Regions from separate parts of the Mus musculus genome. Here region 1 is linked to region 2. The links are chromatin loops, found by intact Hi-C in ENCODE. Cell type or tissue: heart. All regions are shown on one strand. Links, peaks and the distances in the headings refer to the core of each region. The heading gives the core; the rest is flanking DNA.

Evidence for each region. Peaks named below come from ENCODE experiments on the same cell type or tissue, not always from the same donor. Only the 100,000 strongest peaks of a DNase experiment are listed, where the experiment ranks them.
Region 1: it touches region 2 in a loop (2.3-fold over the local background); 4 of 42 quality-filtered maps call a loop at or near these places.

The regions. Positions count from the first base shown.
Region 1 is chr19:7,277,813-7,280,703 of GRCm38, reverse strand. Mark2 (MAP/microtubule affinity regulating kinase 2) reads left to right here. Exons shown (of 18, transcript NM_007928.3): 17 at 2,618-2,662. Among named protein-coding and RNA genes, the nearest start is that of Rcor2, 11 kb to the right of the region's middle. In heart, for the core only: a CTCF peak has its summit at 1,354 (motif pointing left); DNase peaks (open chromatin) are centred at 1,433, 1,998 and 2,373; H3K27ac peaks cover 393 bases.
Region 2 is chr19:7,416,549-7,419,439 of GRCm38, reverse strand. It overlaps 2700081O15Rik (RIKEN cDNA 2700081O15 gene), which reads right to left and starts at 1,815. Exons shown (of 5, transcript NM_175381.6): 1 at 1,523-1,815. The coding sequence starts at 1,661. In heart, for the core only: CTCF peaks have their summits at 1,161, 1,388 (motif pointing right) and 2,136 (motif pointing left); DNase peaks (open chromatin) are centred at 1,049, 1,419, 1,879 and 2,469; H3K4me3 peaks cover 2,500 bases; H3K27ac peaks cover 2,139 bases.

The DNA.
Region 1 (2,891 bases), core at 203-2,702, 140 kb after region 2:
TGCAAAGTCATGAGGCATGAGCCAGGCAGGGTTGACAAGATTTTCCAGTCTATTCTTGCCCCCTTTGACCTCCTTCCCCTGTTTGCCCTCCCACAGGTAGATAATGTCTGGCTCTAACTATATTCTTCTGCCCCAGGGTTTCCCAGGGCAAAGCCCACAAATAAACTGGCTGCTGAGGGCTGCAGTGGCCTCTCGTGCAGCTCCAGGGTTCCCGTGCCTTCTTGGCCTAGACCCAGGTGGGGAATCTCTTCATGAGCCTCTCATGCCTGAGCCCTCATCATAGAGAGGAGTGGTTTAAGGTGGTTTGGGATCTCCTGGGGTACTCTGTTCCCCTTTGTACCCTGCAGTCTACACTGCTGAGAGCCAGGTGGGCTCTTTGAGAGCAGACCTACTCACCCTGCTGCTCATTCCTTTACGTATCCAAGCCGCAAGTCATGGGGGAGGCTGCAGGGCGAACAGAGCTGAAGCAGGACTCTAGGCTCGCTGAGCGGCTCTTCTACAACTGGGGAGACCCTAGAACCTGGAAAGCCCACCCCCACCCGCTGTCCACACACCGTCTTGTTGGTTTTTTGTTTTCTGTTTGTTTGTTTGATTGGGGTTGGGTTTTTTGTTTGTTTTTGGATTTTTTTTTGGTTTTCGTTTTTTGTTTTATTTCCTTTTTTATTTTGTCTTTTTTGTTTGTTTTTTTTAGAAATCTGTCTTTCAGGTTTGCCAGAAGGTAGGCGTTGAGCCCGCTCTGTATGTGTGTCTGTCTGTCAGTCTGTCTGTCGGTCCTGCCTCCATCACTAACTCCCCCATTGGCTGATGCTTCCTGTCTTTCTGCTGACCTTGTCTATGTGGACCTCTGTCTGCTATCTTAAAGGGATGATGACTTCTCTGGTGGGGCCACAGCCCTAAGCTGATCCCTCTGCCCCTGCCCCTTCACACTGGCAGGACTTGGAATACATAGTCCCCTGAGAGGACATTTTAGGTCCCTCGGAGCAAATGGCTTTGAAAGTGAGGGGCCTCCCTTGGTCTGCAGGTGCTTGTCCTCAGAAGAGAAGAGACCTCAGGGACTCTGTCTCCCTTTAAGATTGTCTCCTCGTACCTGCCCAGGTTTGGGTCATATTGGGCTCCTTCCCCTTGTTGTGTGCATGCGCTACAAGTAAGCTCCACGGGGTTGAGGCGTATCTGGAATGGCGTCTCATTTGGGGGTGTCCTGGGCTCGCTGAACCTCAGGGCTGTGACCTGTCTCCCATGGACCGTGGAGGTACTACAGGGACATTAGGGTCCCTTGGCTAGTCTGACTCCTCCAGGCCCCCCAAACCTTTGCCTCATAGATGTAGTATAGCACCCCCTTCTGGTGGATGCTGCAGAACTGACCCAGCCCACCCTGGCATAGCATCTGGGCGCTCACGCTGCTCTCCTCTGGGCTGTTTCCTCCAGATGTCGCCTGAGCCTGCCAAAGAGCCAAGAGCTGGATATTCTCAGGCAGGGGTCATTCTGCCGCCAGGCCCTGGTGGAACAGCAGGAGGCCCACACCCTGCTCCTGCATCTCCCTTCCTGGGACAGAGCCTGGCTTGTTCAGCCTGGCCATGTCCTCTGCAGGCCTAGGTACGCCAGGTACTAAGCTGCAGACCAAGGGCCAGATTGGGAACTCTGGATTTGCCTGGCAGGTGCATTGGCTCCCCAGCTGAGGGAGAAATGGGCCAGATGTGATCTTGAGATATCCCTGCCTACCCACCCCACCCCAGCTCACTGCATGGCTGGCAGGGGCTGCCCCACAGGGGCCTGGAGAGAGCAGCTGGAGCCCTTCCTTTGTACACCCGGGCCCTGCTCACAGTGTGCTCATTGGCATCTGTGTCTTGTGTCTTCCTGCTCCTTTTACATGTGCTGCTGCTGCTGCTCTCTCCTTCTCGTCCCTCCTCTTCCCTATAGCCCCCAGTATTCCAGCTCTGGGCACTCATCTTCCTGGCAGGAGCTGGAGAAGCCGCTCAGCAGGGCCAGACCTCTTTCTCACCTCCCTAGAGCCCTGCCCAGCCCTTGCTTTGTGTGAGCAGCCAGCCTGGCAGCCAGCAATAGGGGAGTCAGCACAGTGGCCTTGCCCACTGGGCCATAGGCACCAGACCCAGGTGTCTGCCTGACAGTAGTTTTGACACAGTAAGCCTCTTAGGAGGCTTTCCGCCTTCTAAGACTGACAATATGGCCTTTACCTCCATCTCCAAAAAAAATGACACCCCAGTTATTGGCACAGAAATTTGCTCCCAGCCCTCATTCCAGTAGCAGGCTTGAGCCTGGGTGGATGCTGGAAGGGAAACTGCTGGTGTTGGGCCATGTGCTTGGGGCCATGTGCCTGCACAGCCACACCCTCCTCCCCCAGAGCTGGGGCTCCTTCCATCAGCACTGATCTCTGGGAATGTGGGGAGGGACAGCCCCCTTGGGGTTCCTTGTCAGGGGCAGTCAGGCTGCCAGTGTGAGGCACTGCAGCGTTGGCCTGCAGGTGACTGGCAAGTAGCATTTGGGCGTGGGTCCTGCCCATCCACTGGTGGCATGTCCCCAGACCCAACCTCACCTGGGTCTGCAGGGTGGAAGGAGCGAGAGATCCCAGACTAAACTCTTCCTCGCTCTGTTTTTTGAGGAACCTGAATGAACCTGAAAGCAAAGACCGAGTGGAGACGCTCAGGTGAGAGGGCTGGAGCCAGCCCAGGCCACCGGGCCTGCCACAGCCTCCTGCTCCTCTCTTCCTCTTGCCGTTGGCTTTCTCTGGCAATTCTGCCCTGCCTCCTTCTTGAGGGCTCCCTTTCCTCAGAGAATTTCCCTTTCTCACGTGTACCTGCAGTAGTTCTGAACCCTGCTTGGGTCCTGGTGCATTACGGATCCAGAGCCCTGGCAGGGAGGGGTTCCTACTCCAG
Region 2 (2,891 bases), core at 234-2,733:
CTCTTCAGACTGGGGAGCAGCCACCACCCATCACACCCATTAAGTCGTTCTAGTTTATCTCATTTGTGCTAGCAGGGATGTGGTTGCTGCCAGCCCTCCCAACAGTGTGCACTTCTGGGGCCTCTCCAACCATTAGTGTTCTTTCACTTTGTCAAAGACACCCAGAGCCCTCCTTGCAGTGCTGGCTGACCATTTTTTATTTAGAAAACTGTCTCCTGGCCACAAAGACGAAACAAGCAGACTCTGGCATTCTCTCAGTACAGAATCCCAGAGTCAGACAAACAAATGACAGGATCAGAGAGGGCTCTTGTCCTCGTGTGGAGTTGTTTGGTTTTTTGGTTTTTTGGGTGTTTTTTGTTTGGTTGGTTGGTTGGTTTGGGGGTGGTTTTTTTGTCTGTTTTGGTTTGAAGGTTTTGTTTGTTTGTCTTCCATTACTTTTTTTTAAGGTAGAGGTATAGAAAAAACATTAGATTCAAGATCTGGCTTCACTGGTGCCTTGCCCAGTGACCTTTGGTAGGTCAGTCACATCCGCTCTCTGGGCCTATACGCCTTTGTCTGCAAATGCACTGACTGAATAGCTAGCATCCTACTAAGCATCTTTCCAGTGCAGGACCACTGTTAAATCTAAGGCAGACTGGCCCTTTAAGAGCAGAAAGAAGAAAAAAATAAAAGAAAGAAAGAAAGAAAAAGGAGGAGCTGAGATTTTTTTCAAAAAAATAAAAAGGGGGGGTGGGGGGCGGGGGCTTATAGGGAGAGGAGCTCAAAGAGTAGAGAGCACTCTCCCTAGTACGGATGGAACCTCCGCTGATCTAAAGGCAATGAACCTTACAGAAGGGAGACAAAAAAAAGCAGTTGGTTTTAAGGGCCAACTAGGGCCGGCAGGTCTTGGTACAGCTGACAAACTGGGGCCAAAATCGATTCTGAAACGCGACAACGCACGGGTGGGGCATCCACCTTCGTGTGCGAACCCATCCCTCACTAAGACCTTCCCGACGTGGGGTATGACAGACGGGGGCCCCCAGGACGCAGGCTGCGCTTTGTTTCTCGTAGCGTAACCGTGAAGGGAAGAGTTCACGTCTCCAGCAAGGCCACGCAGAAAGGGATGGCATAACCGAGAACAGCGGAATCCCGAGCTATGCTACTCTGGGGAAAGCCTCAGAAAGGGACAGAGGGACTGGGAAGCCTTTAAAAGACAGACCACCTGGGAGTGTGAAAGAGAAAGGGCGGGAGCCGCAAGTTCCAGCACCTCGACTCCCACGTCGCTGCCCCCCCCCCCAAAAAACGAGCAACGCGGGGCCCTTTAAGGAGCAGGGATCCGCCCCAGCCCGGCGGGCAGACCCCGCCACGGGCAGGGAGCGCCCCGCGGGCCTTGTAGCTGCTCTCTGCGCCCACCAGGTGGCGCCCCGAGCCGCCCTGCGCTCGTCCCCCGCTTTGTTCGGCGGCCGAGAGGGGCCCGGAGCCGCAGCCCTCCCCTCCCCCACGCCGGGGCCCCCCACCCCCGGTCGTCGGCCCCAGATCTTACCGCCGTCGTCCTCCTCGGGCTCCGTGCCGCCGCTCGCTGCGGTGGGCGGCAGCCGTCGGCCCCGTGCCGAGGTCACTGCGGGCCCGGGGCCGCCCCTGCCGCCGCCGCTCCGGCTCCGGTGGTCCCCGCCGGGCTCCATGCGCTGCGCTGCGGAGCGGGGGCCCCGGGGCGGCGGGGCGCGGGGCCGCGGAGCCAGCGGCGGCGCACGCGGGGCGCTCGGTGCGCGGGGCCCCCGGGCGCGGGGCGCATTCACGGGCGGCCGGCCGCACGGACGGCTGACTGCTCGCTCGGCAGCGCGGGCTGGACCGGGGTGGGGATTCCTGTCTGGGGCCCCTGGGGCTCCTTTAAGGGCTCCTGGGTAAATTTAAAGGGGCCGCGCGCAATTTCCTCCTGCCAGCTCGCGGGGGGCTGGTGCGGGGAAAGCGGGAGGTGGCAAGTCCGCAACGGGCGCTTGTTACGGACGCGGGGAGCACGGTCCTCAGCGCCCTCGTGGGTCCGCCCTGCCGCGTCCGCAGCTGCAGCTCCGGCTGGTAAAGAGTCGCCGAGGTGACCAGGGGCGCCCGTGTCCAGTCCGCTGCGACGCGCTTCAGCCACCGCCCCCTCGGGGCATCTCCGAGCGCGGCTCTCCGCAGCCCGCTAGCAGGGGACCGCCCGGTGCGGCGGCACCGTTCCCCTCTCCGGGGTGCCTCGTCCTCCCGCAGGAGCTGGGCGCGGGCCCCAAGCAGACGCGCCTGGCAGGGGCCCCAGATGGCCGCGGCCCCGCGGAGAGGGTGGAGCCGTGGGGGCTGCCGCGCCCCCTCCCGCGGGAGCCTGGGGCTAGCGCTGGCAGCTCTGGCTTCTACCGGGGAGGGGCGGCGGGGCGAGGTTTCCCTGGAGCCGGCCAGAGTGAGGGCGGCGGCCGCGAAAGCGCAAGCCGGGAAGAGGGGCGCGCAGAGGAGTGTAAGAGAGCTAGCACGCTGCGCCTGGCCAGCCGGCGTTCCGAAACAGAGGTGGCCCTGGGCTGGAAGCCGGAAAGAGAGGGAGACTGCGGCGGTGATTCAGGCTCCTGCCCCCGCAGGCCTATAGGTACCGGGTGAGGCACTCCGCTCAGCCCCGGGCTCCTGCACAGGACGAAGGTGCAAAGAAGGGACTGGGATCCTGGTGATGGGCAGCTGGAGATTCGCATCCCTAGGCTGGAAAACCCTGGGGCGAATTCTGGCTTCGGCCGAGGGACACCTTCAGGTCTCAGGCTCCCGGTAAGCCTGGAGAAGGAACCTCGAAAGGTTGTAGGGTCGAGGCAACCTGGGGTCCTGCCAGGGCCAGCTGGAGAAACAGGTCCTCCCTTAGCCTTTGGTTAGTCGTCCACAACAAAGCAGAGGCCTGGAGATCC